Regions from separate parts of the Homo sapiens genome. Here regions 1, 3 and 4 are each linked to region 2. A link is a loop called in an ENCODE intact Hi-C map of the cell type or tissue named here. Cell type or tissue: endothelial cell of umbilical vein. All regions are shown on one strand.

Region 1 (2,500 bases), 230 kb after region 2:
GGCTTCAACAAAAAAATTTTGGGGTGAGAGAAGGCACAGTTTAGTTTGTAACAGACGGCAAAGAGAGGAGAGAGGTGCGTCAACTTTACATTTTTTAATCTAACATAAATGCATTCAGTCGCCAGCTAATTTCTGTTTGGAGAGGTCAAATTTCTCTGTTATTTTGGAACTGAGAAGCATGCCTATGTCACAGGAGAGGGTATGACTCCCTTAAAGATTATCTAATTAATATTGTCTTTCTCCATTGGATTCCTCCAAGTATGGGAAGTAAAGGAAGAAAGGAGAATAAATAAATCAAAGGAAATCAAAAAAGCCCCTTTTAGATGGCTTAAACAGGACTGGAGATACCATGAAACCGAGGCTGAGGAAGCCTACAAGCTGCGGCTGGCATGAAATGTCAAGTAGTTCTTTGACATTGATGTGCCGGAGTCCCAGGCAAGTTTCCCCTAAATCTGTGTTAGCACACTCATGTGTAGGGAGGGGAGCCTGGGTCACGTAACTCCAGCTAATTCTTAGACAGAGGAATGAAGATGAAGTGTTACCTGAACTTCAGACTTTTTCATAAGAAATTAGAGATTACATTTCTATGTGAAATGTTGTGAACTTGAAAAACCTCTTGGGATTGGATCAGGCATATTTGTGGATCATATCTAGGTGGTTACCCACGTTCTTTTCAAAGCACATTGCACCACATGGCTTTGTCTTCTAACAGACTTGTGAAATAAGTATGATGATTCAAGTTTTAAATGAGTCCAACGCTCATAGAAATGAAGGAACTTTCTGCTTTTCATTCAACTAATAAATGGCACAGGCAAAATTGAAACTCAGTGTCTTGCATCAAAGCCCAGAGTTTTCATTTGTCTTACTGTATTTCTCAGACAATGTATTGTCATCCAGGTATCACATGACACACTTAGTTGTTTCTAAAAACTTATTATCGAAGCTTATTTCTCAACTGTCCACTGCAGTTTTTGAAAGAAAAAATGAAATAGATATAAGAATCATGGGACCCATAACCCTCCCTTTCTTGGTCCCACCAACTGTAGCCTCTTGGAACCAAGTCACCACCCCGCCACCTAGTGGCGGCATTCTCTAATTGGAGGTTAAGTACCACCTCAGGAAAGCAACCTGAAAATGGAAACACAAAAACACGTGCGTAGTTTCAATCTGTAATCCCCATTAACCTGTAAAGAGGACAGAATAACATAATTTGAAATGTGCTGAGTTTTGTGGAGCAAAGAGTATGGAGGTCCTATGCTTAGAATTCCTGCCATTGGACAGTCTTTTAGTTCAAGCTGTCTCACTAGTACCTCTTTGAATTCTAGATTTCATTCTTAGAATCACATGATTATGAAATTATTAGAATATTATAAATTGATGTTGGATTAATAAAATAATACATTGATGAATAAATACATGAGGCCACTACTCTCCTTAGGAAACTTTCCTGGCTCTCTGTTTCACTGGAATGTCTCTGAAACTCCTGGGACTAGAATAGGAATGTCTCCACTTTCTAAACCTCACTTGTCTTTCCGTTCTCATTTCCTAATACATAGATCTGCTACTGTTTATTTCCGTGATATGGTAACCACAGTTGACCCCCCATGTCGAGGAAAACTTACTATTCTTTCTTCCTTTTCCCTTCCCTTCCTTTTTCTTTCCTTTCTTCACCTTCCTTCACTTTCTTTTCTTAGTTTTCTCTTTTTTCTTTTTTCTTTCCATCTGTTCTATTTATTTCTCTCTCTCCTTTCGTTTATCTCTCTTCATTTGCTTCCAAGTTCCTACACATTCTTCAAGGGTCAATCCAAAGCAGCCTCTTCAGGAAGCTCTCCTTGGTCCTGATTCTTATTCAAGAAGGAAGCATTATCACTTAATCTTATACCTCACAGTATGGCAAATTCTTTGACTGCAAAAACTGTTTATTAATCTCTTTATCATTAACCAGTTAGAACATGGACAGGATTTAAGTGTTAGCTAAAAGACTACATGAATTACATAATTATTTTAGTGTCTATCGTGTAATTAAATAGCAAATGCTGTTTGGTCAACTTCACATTAACCTTCTCTTTCTACCTGGACTGGCTCATTTATAGCTGTTTTACATTAAAAATATATGTGGAAGTTGAGAATGCAGGCAAAAATATGCTTATGGTTTTACTGACCTGTTTATGATAAATTATAAGATATACTATATAAATTTTGCCTTTGCTCAAAAAAAGACTATATATGTCAGAAACTAAAACTCGTCGACTCTAGCATAATATCTCCTTCACATATTGTTCTGCTCTCCCACACAGTAGTTTTAAATACAGCTTTTCAAAATTGAATGCTAGAAATTTGCATGCTGATTCTATTAGGGAAAATGGTCAGATTCTATTCATGTTGAATACAAGCTAAACTGATGAGATGCTGTGACCCCTCTGCTACTTGGCTTCAAGTTAAGAGAACAGAAACAGTAGTGAGGTTGGCTTCCTTTTATAAAATGATGAAATTCCAATTA
Region 2 (2,500 bases):
ATATTAAAGGCAATGCCTGTCTTGAAATTACCTGGTGGAGAAGATCCTGAGGCAAAGTTTGCATCCTGCCTTTCAGCTCCTATGTATTTTTGGCATGGTGCACCAGATGTTTTGCAAACAGCACTACCTGGTGAAGAAAATTCTCATTAGCATTACAAATAATTCTGTATTTTGATGATACTTCTATGGTTACAAAAAGAATTATGACTCTCTTTTCCTATGCAATAAACCAGTGTGAGAAATTCCTACTGTTCTAAGGAATCCTGTTTTATTTGAAAATAGATGTCAGATGAACAGGATCTGGGGAAGTGGCCAGTGAAGAAATGCTTAGCTTATATGCTAACTGGGGACGTTTTGGGGAAAGCATTAATAGTCTTTTTTTTTTTGAAGACTTTATAATTCATTTGATCTGACGTGAAACAAATTTAAAGAGGGCGGGGTGAAGAAAAGGTCCGAAGAAGAAAATAAATTTCAAATTTCGGAGATCAGAGCTAGAATGCTAGTGTGACCTTGGACCACTTCCTCAGCAGCCTGAGCTTCTCTTTATGCATCTATAAATTAGGCATATAGTGAGTGTTGATAATAACTAGTAACTGTCTTACTGAGTGGTTGTGAGGCTTGAATGGGAAGCTTCTATAAACTGTGTCATTTTGTACCTACTAGCTTTTGTTAGAACTTTTTTAAAAAGCCTAAAATATAGTCTTTAATAGAAAAATTAAACCTTATACCAGAGAAACCACTGATCGTAGAATCAGGAGGCCTAGGCTGTGTTTCTGCTTAAGCTACCAAGAACTGTGTGACCTAAAGCATGTTGCACCTTTCTTGGTCTTCAATTTCATAATCTTTAAAATGAGGGCATAAGCCTGAATAATTCTTAAAGTTCTTTCCATTCCAAGTATTGTATGTGGTGATTCCATATCTAAATCTTTGCACGTAAATCTTTGTCATGAGAGTCTGTTGTATTCATTTTGGAAATGATCTTAAGAAACAAAAAGTTTAAGCTGTTTGCCCAGGCTCTCTCAATAAGCTAACAGCAGTTATACATTAGAATGAAAAACCCGAGAATTTAGCGACTTAATGCTGTGTTAAGTCGCTCTTCTAGATACATACTTATAAAATGGCTCCCTAAGATGGAACACTCCAAAAAGAAAATCAGAGGTTGGTATTTTATGCCAATATAATTTCTAAAACACTCACACATTTTAGTGGCTCTAGGAGAATTGCTTAGCAAAGCTATACATACTTTAATTACACAAATTATGCAACAGGGGGCTCTCTAACAAAAAAGAAAATTAGTGAGCCACACATTTAGGCCTGATTCTGCTTCAGAAGCAGGATTAAGTCTTACCCACAATTTTCAAGGAAGTAGAAGTGAGATGCTATGCTATTACAGGGCTCAGTTAGGATTATAAACTCACGGAGCTGTCATATCAAGGCTTACTTAGAAGATTTTCCGGTATTTGGAAGGGGAAAGCATGGGCTTGCTCCCAACTCTTATAGCTGAGAGCATTCTTCACATCAGGTTTTCCCACCCTGCCCAGCCACATGTTTTCTTTGCATATAGAACAAAAAAGAAGAGCTATCATAGCCATCACTAGCACCAGAACTAGCACCCTTCCTCTCCTACTACACTGGGACCACATAACTGAAATGTGATTCATCAATTACTAAGAGGCTGAACCCAAACTTGCTGAGTTCAAATCATGGTCATTCCCTTTGACAGCTGTATAACCTTAGCCAAGTTACTTTTTTTTGTTCCTCTGTTTACGTGTTGACAATAATACCCATTTAATAGGGTGGTTGTGATAATAAGTTGATACATATAAAGTGCTTAGACCAGTTCCTGGTAAATGATAAGCACTTGAAAAATGTTAGCTTTAAATAATATTGCCTTTATCCAGAGTTATAGAGAAGGGCTTTGTGGCACAAGATTAATGAGTCAGGTTTAGTTCTTCTGGGGACTGAGGGAATCTAGCCAATGGCCTGGGGAAAGAAGGATAACCAATGCTCTTTTCACTTTAGTTAACTACTCTGAAGTTACTTTGGAAGATGACAGAAAATGCTTCCTACTTTGTTTTGTTTAAGTAATATGATGTCGGTGAGCACTATATTTAGAGTCATAGAATTTTAGAGTAGAAAGAGACCTTAGCAATCATCTGGTTAATCTCATTTTAAGAATAAGGAAATAGAGACCAAAAAAGAGGAATAATTTGTTCAAAGTTCCGTACTGAGTAAGTAACATCAGAATAAAAATTCAGCTCAGGCTAGAAACAAATCCATTAGAATGTATTTCCTCTGTTGACTCTCCTCACTATAGAATTATCTCTGTCTTTTATCCAAATTATTACAAAACTGTTCACCAACAGTTATCTAAGATTTCTTATCTATATAGAAATTGTACACAGGAAAAAAAAATACCAAAAGCCAAAAAAAAATAAACTAAAGCAAAAACCTTTGAAGTCCAACTATGACAGGGACAGCTTTATGTTGTTTTGGGCCA
Region 3 (2,500 bases), 290 kb after region 2:
GTGCATGCCACCACGCTTGGCTAATTTTTGTATTTTTAGTAGAGGCGGGGTTTCACCATTTGGCCAGGCTGGTCTTGAACTCCTGACCTCAAGTGATCTGCCTGCCTCAGCCTCCCAAAGTGCTGGGATTACAGGTGTGAGCCATTGTGTCCAGCCTCCTTCATTGTTAATGTTCCATGTTTCCTTCTTATATTAATTCCCTTCATCCTAAAATCCTAAAGAGCTTTTTTTTTTTTTCACAATGCCTTTAGATCAGGTCTGCAAGGCAATAAATGCCCTTAGTTTTTCTTCTTCTCAAAGTGTTTTTATTTCACCTTCATTCCCGAGGGATACGTTCATTGGGTATAGAATTCTGAGTTGAAAGTTATTTTCTTTCAACACTTCCTTCTGAGCTATGTCACTGTTCTTCTATTGATAACGAATCTTTTTTTTCTGGGTGGCTTCTGGGCTTTTTTCTTTGTCTTTAATTTTTAGCAGTTTGATTACAGTGCTTCTGGGTGTGGATTTGTTTGCTTTTATCCTGTTTGGCATTCACTGAGCTTTTTGAATCTTTATGTCCAGTTCTCTTGCCAATTTGGGGACATTTTTATCGATTACTTCTTTAACTTTTTTCTGCACTGCACTTTTTCTTCTATCCTTCTGGGACTCAAATAACAAAAACACTAGTTTTTTTGTTATTTCCCCACAGATGTCTAATGTTCTGTTAAACTTTTCATTTTTTAAGAAAACTTTCTATGGTTCTGATTAAATCATTTTTATTGATTTTTCTTCAAGTTCATTGATTCTTTCCTCTGTCATCTCTATTCTGCTACTGAGCCTGTCAAAGGAGGGTTTTAAATTTTGTTTTGTTTGTTTCTTGTTTTGAGGGGGAAGTTATTACTGTTGTTGTTATTTTTATAATTCTAAAATCTTCATTTGGTACTTCTTGACAGCTTCCATTTATTTTGTGTACTTTCTATTTTTCCTTTGGTTTCAAGAATCAGATAATTCCAACATCTTTGTTACTTCATATTTATATCTGTTGATTGTCTTTCCCCATGAAAGTTGAGATTTTCCTGATAGTTTACATACCAAAATTTTTTTCATTGTATCCTGGACATTTTGAATATTATGTTATGTTATGAGACTCTGGGACTTCTTTAAATCCTATGGAGAATGTTGACATTTTCGTTTAGTAAGAGTCAGCCTGGTTAGGTTCACTCTTAAGTTCGAATCTGCCTCTCCTGTGTGCTGTGGTTGCAATGCTAGCATAGTCTTCAAAGCATTCGCAGTACTATTTGGATCAGTCCAGTTCATGTGCCACCTAGTGGCCAGTCTCAGACATTGGGCAGTGGTGTATCTTCAGTTCTATCTTTTGTACACTAAATAACATCAGATCCACATGTGCAAGCTTGGGAACGAGTCCAAAATTTATAAACAATTATTTGGAATTGATTTCCTGAGTTTTCCTTTTTCTCCATAACTTTCATACTTTCTGGTTCCTTGGGGTCCTTCTATATCAAGGAAGCCAGGGTTTTAGTTATCCCACTCTGAGGTGCACTTCTGGTGTGCCCACATCCAGGTCCAAACAATGAAAGGACAATCCAGATGGACGACAGTGGTGGTCAGCCTCACTCTCTTGGAACCAAGGATCCTCTGCTGAAGATATGAGACAGGAGTCCCCTTTTATCCATGGTTTGGCTCTTGGCAGTTTCAGTTACCTGTGGCCAATCAAAGCCTGAAAATAGGTGTATACGTGACAACAGGATATACTGAGAAAGACAGAAAGAGACTACATTCACATAGCTTTTATTACAGCATATTGTTATAATTGTTCTGCTTTATTATCGTTATTGTTGTTAATCTCTTACTATGCCTAATTCATAAATTAAACTTTATTGTGGGGTTGTGTAAGAAAAAATACATGGGGTTTGGTACTATTGGTAGTTTCAGGCATGCGTTGGTGGTCTTAGAACATATTCCCCACAGATAAGGGGGGACTACTCTAATAGAAACTTTCCCCACCTAGAATTTTGGCTCCACAGGATTGCATAGGAACTAGGCCATGGGAGAACAGAAAAAAGAAAGAAAAATAAAACAGGACATTTCCACACTCTTTCGGAATATTTTAAGTTCCCTTTCTTGCTTCTTGAGCCAGAACTAGGGAGAACTTCTTAGAAGAAGCCAGAGTTAGGCTTCTCCCAAGCTCTCTCTGCCAACTCCTTTGTGATCACTGCTGTGTTGGTTGTGAGCATTAGAGGAAAAAAATGATAAATTCATCAGTATTTGAATTCTGGGCTTCTTCCCCAGTTTGCCTTCTATTTATCAGAGTCCTCAAAGAGCTGCTCTGTTGCATCTGTCTAGTCTTTATTCAGTGCAGAAGACTGAGTCACCAGTGTTTATTCCATCTTATCCAGACAGGACCCCTGATATTCTTTAAAACCCCCCAAATTTAATGACATTTATTTATATTTCAATTATTTTATCTAGTCAGTTTTCCTGAATGAAAATCTCCCCTTTT
Region 4 (2,500 bases), 1.0 Mb after region 2:
GACTTGTGGCTGGTTTCATCTTCTATCCAGAGAACTGAAACTTTCTCCATATAAGCAATAAGGCTCTTTCACTTTATCACTCGTGTATTCACTGGAGTAGCACTTTTAATTTCCTTCAAAACCTTTACATTCACAACTTGGCTGGTTGGTGCAAGAAGCCTAGCTTTCAGCCTGTCTCAACTTTTGACATATGTTCCTCACTGAACTTCAATCATTTCTAGCATTAGATTGAAAGTGTGAGGTGCACAACTCTACCTTTCACTTGGACACTTGGAGGCCACTGTAGGGTTATTAAATAGCCTCATTTCAATATTGTTGTATCTCAGGGAATACTGAGGCCCGAGGTGAGGGAGAGAAATAGGGGAATGGCTATTGGTAGAGCCGTCAGAACACAAACAGTATTTATCTACTAAATTAACCATCTTATTTGGGCATAGTTTATGATGCCCCAAAACAATTACAATAGTAACATAAGGATCACTGATTGCAAATCACCATAACAGATATAACAATAATGAAGTTTGAAATACTGTTAGGAAAATGGTGGTGAGATTTGCTCAATGCAGGGTTTCCACAAACCTTCAATTTATAAAAAAAAAACACAGTATCTTTGAAACACAATGAGATATGTCTATAAAAGGCCAGTTTCTTATATATGCACATATAGGTGTATATTAGGCAAGTTTCTCATATATGTAAGGGCAATTTCTTATATATACACATTTAGGTCTGTGTTTTATATATAAAACATATATGAATATATGTCTCTGGCTCCTCTATCAGGAATTTTATTGTCAATAATGCACTTTCTATTATTTTTCTTTCTTTTTTTTTTTTTTTTTTGAGGCAGAGTCTGGCTCTGTAACCCAGGCTGGAGTGCAGTGACATGACCACGGTTCACTGCAGCGTTGACCTCCCAGGCTCAAGTGATCCTCCCGCCTCAGCCAGCCGAGTACCTGGGACTGCAGACACGCACCACCACGACTGGCTACTTTTTGCAATAATGCACTTTCTTTTCTATTTTCTTCAAACTCTTCTCTTAAAGTCTACTTGTCAATATTCTCAGATTTTCTACAATTAGCATCTACTAGTAGTATCTTTGAAACACAATGAGATATGTTTACTCATTGATAAAGTACTGCTTTTGTAAAGGTAGGATTTTTTTTTTTTCTAACTGAATTGGTGCCTTGGTTTTCACATTCAGCCAATCCAGTAGATAGTCTCAGTCTGGGAGTGCTTCAAGGTTAATACTGTCTTGCCATCTCCAGGTGCCCTCTGCTGGCACAATGAGAGTACAACATGTAAAGAAACAGTTCAGTCTGGTGAAGGTGAGACACCACTTCACACTTACCAATTACTGGGAAGTTTATAAAATGCCATCACTTTGGGAGGCCGAGGCGGGCGGATTATCTGAGGTCAGGAGTTTGTGACCAGGCTGGCCAACATGCTGAAACCCCATCTCTACTAAAACTACACACGCGCACACACACACACACACACACACACACACACATTAGCCAGGTGTGGTGGCGCATGCCTGTAATCCCAGTTACTCAGTAGGCTGAGGCAGGAGAATCGCTGGAACCTGCAGTGAGCCGAGATCTCGTCATTGCATTCAAGCCTGGGCGACAAGAGCGAAACTCCGTCTCAAAAAAAAAAAAAAAAAAACTTTCACTTCCATAACTGTATAACACTAGTTAACATGTTTAAATGTTGTTCATTTGAGCTGACATAGATAACAAGTGGACTGTCCAATATGGTAGTCACTAGTCGCCTGTGACTCATGAGCACTTGAAAAGTTCCTAGTTCAAATTGAAAGGCCGATAAATATACACCACATTTGAAGCGTTTTAGTGGCAAAAACAAAAGTAAAATATATAATAATGTATTGATTACATGCTAAGATAATATTTTAGATGTATTAAATAAAATTTTCGCAACTCATAATTTTCTACCTTTTAAAATATGGTTACTAGAGAATTGTAAATCACATATATGTCTTGCACTGTATTTGTACTTTACAATATGCTACAGATAGTACATTCTAAAGTGATAGTATCAGGCAGAAATTTCAAAGTAGGTGATAAAAAATGATTAGATGACACCTGAAATTCTCATGTAGATTGACGGTATAAAATCACTGGAAAATAAAAATCTGAGAAAGATTTTATCAATTTTTTTTGTGTTTTGAGACGGAGTCTTGCACTGTCACCTGGGCTGGAGTGCAGTGGCGCTATCTTGGCTCACTGCAATCTCGGCCTCCTGGTTCAAGCGATTCTTCTGCCTCAGCCTCCCGAGTAGCTGGGACTACAGGTGCCTGCCACCACGCCTGGCTAATTTGGTGTATTTTTAGTAGAGACAGGGTTTCACCATGTTGGCCAGGCTGATCTCAAACTCCTGACCTCAGGTGAGCCACCCGCCTCGGCCTCCCAAAGTGCTAGGATTAGAGGCGTGAGCCACCCGTGCCCAGCCGATTTCATCAATTTTTGGATCAATTTTG

Evidence for each region. A loop is a pair of places that touch in the nucleus more often than their neighbours do. Peaks named below come from ENCODE experiments on the same cell type or tissue, not always from the same donor. Only the 100,000 strongest peaks of a DNase experiment are listed, where the experiment ranks them.
Region 1: it touches region 2 in a loop (10-fold over the local background); 27 of 110 quality-filtered maps call a loop at or near these places.
Region 3: a loop joins it to region 2, with 13 times the contacts of the local background. A loop is called at or near these places in 20 of 110 quality-filtered maps.
Region 4: a loop joins it to region 2, with 17 times the contacts of the local background. A loop is called at or near these places in 12 of 110 quality-filtered maps.

The regions. Positions count from the first base shown.
Region 1 is chr3:192,186,996-192,189,495 of GRCh38, reverse strand. The region is part of intron 4 of FGF12 (fibroblast growth factor 12); the gene reads left to right. Among named protein-coding and RNA genes, the nearest start is that of FGF12-AS1, 50 kb to the left of the region's middle. RefSeq lists a silencer at 1,006-1,065. In endothelial cell of umbilical vein, a CTCF peak has its summit at 1,055 (motif pointing left); a DNase peak (open chromatin) is centred at 1,065.
Region 2 is chr3:192,421,973-192,424,472 of GRCh38, reverse strand. All of the region lies in intron 2 of FGF12 (fibroblast growth factor 12), which reads left to right. Among named protein-coding and RNA genes, the nearest start is that of FGF12-AS2, 92 kb to the left of the region's middle. In endothelial cell of umbilical vein, no CTCF peak of the experiment used is centred here; a DNase peak (open chromatin) is centred at 1,292.
Region 3 is chr3:192,129,526-192,132,025 of GRCh38, reverse strand. No RefSeq gene overlaps it. Among named protein-coding and RNA genes, the nearest start is that of FGF12-AS1, 110 kb to the left of the region's middle. In endothelial cell of umbilical vein, a CTCF peak has its summit at 1,315 (motif pointing left); a DNase peak (open chromatin) is centred at 1,285.
Region 4 is chr3:191,415,961-191,418,460 of GRCh38, reverse strand. No RefSeq gene overlaps it. Among named protein-coding and RNA genes, the nearest start is that of PYDC2-AS1, 8.3 kb to the left of the region's middle. In endothelial cell of umbilical vein, a CTCF peak has its summit at 1,269 (motif pointing left); a DNase peak (open chromatin) is centred at 1,250.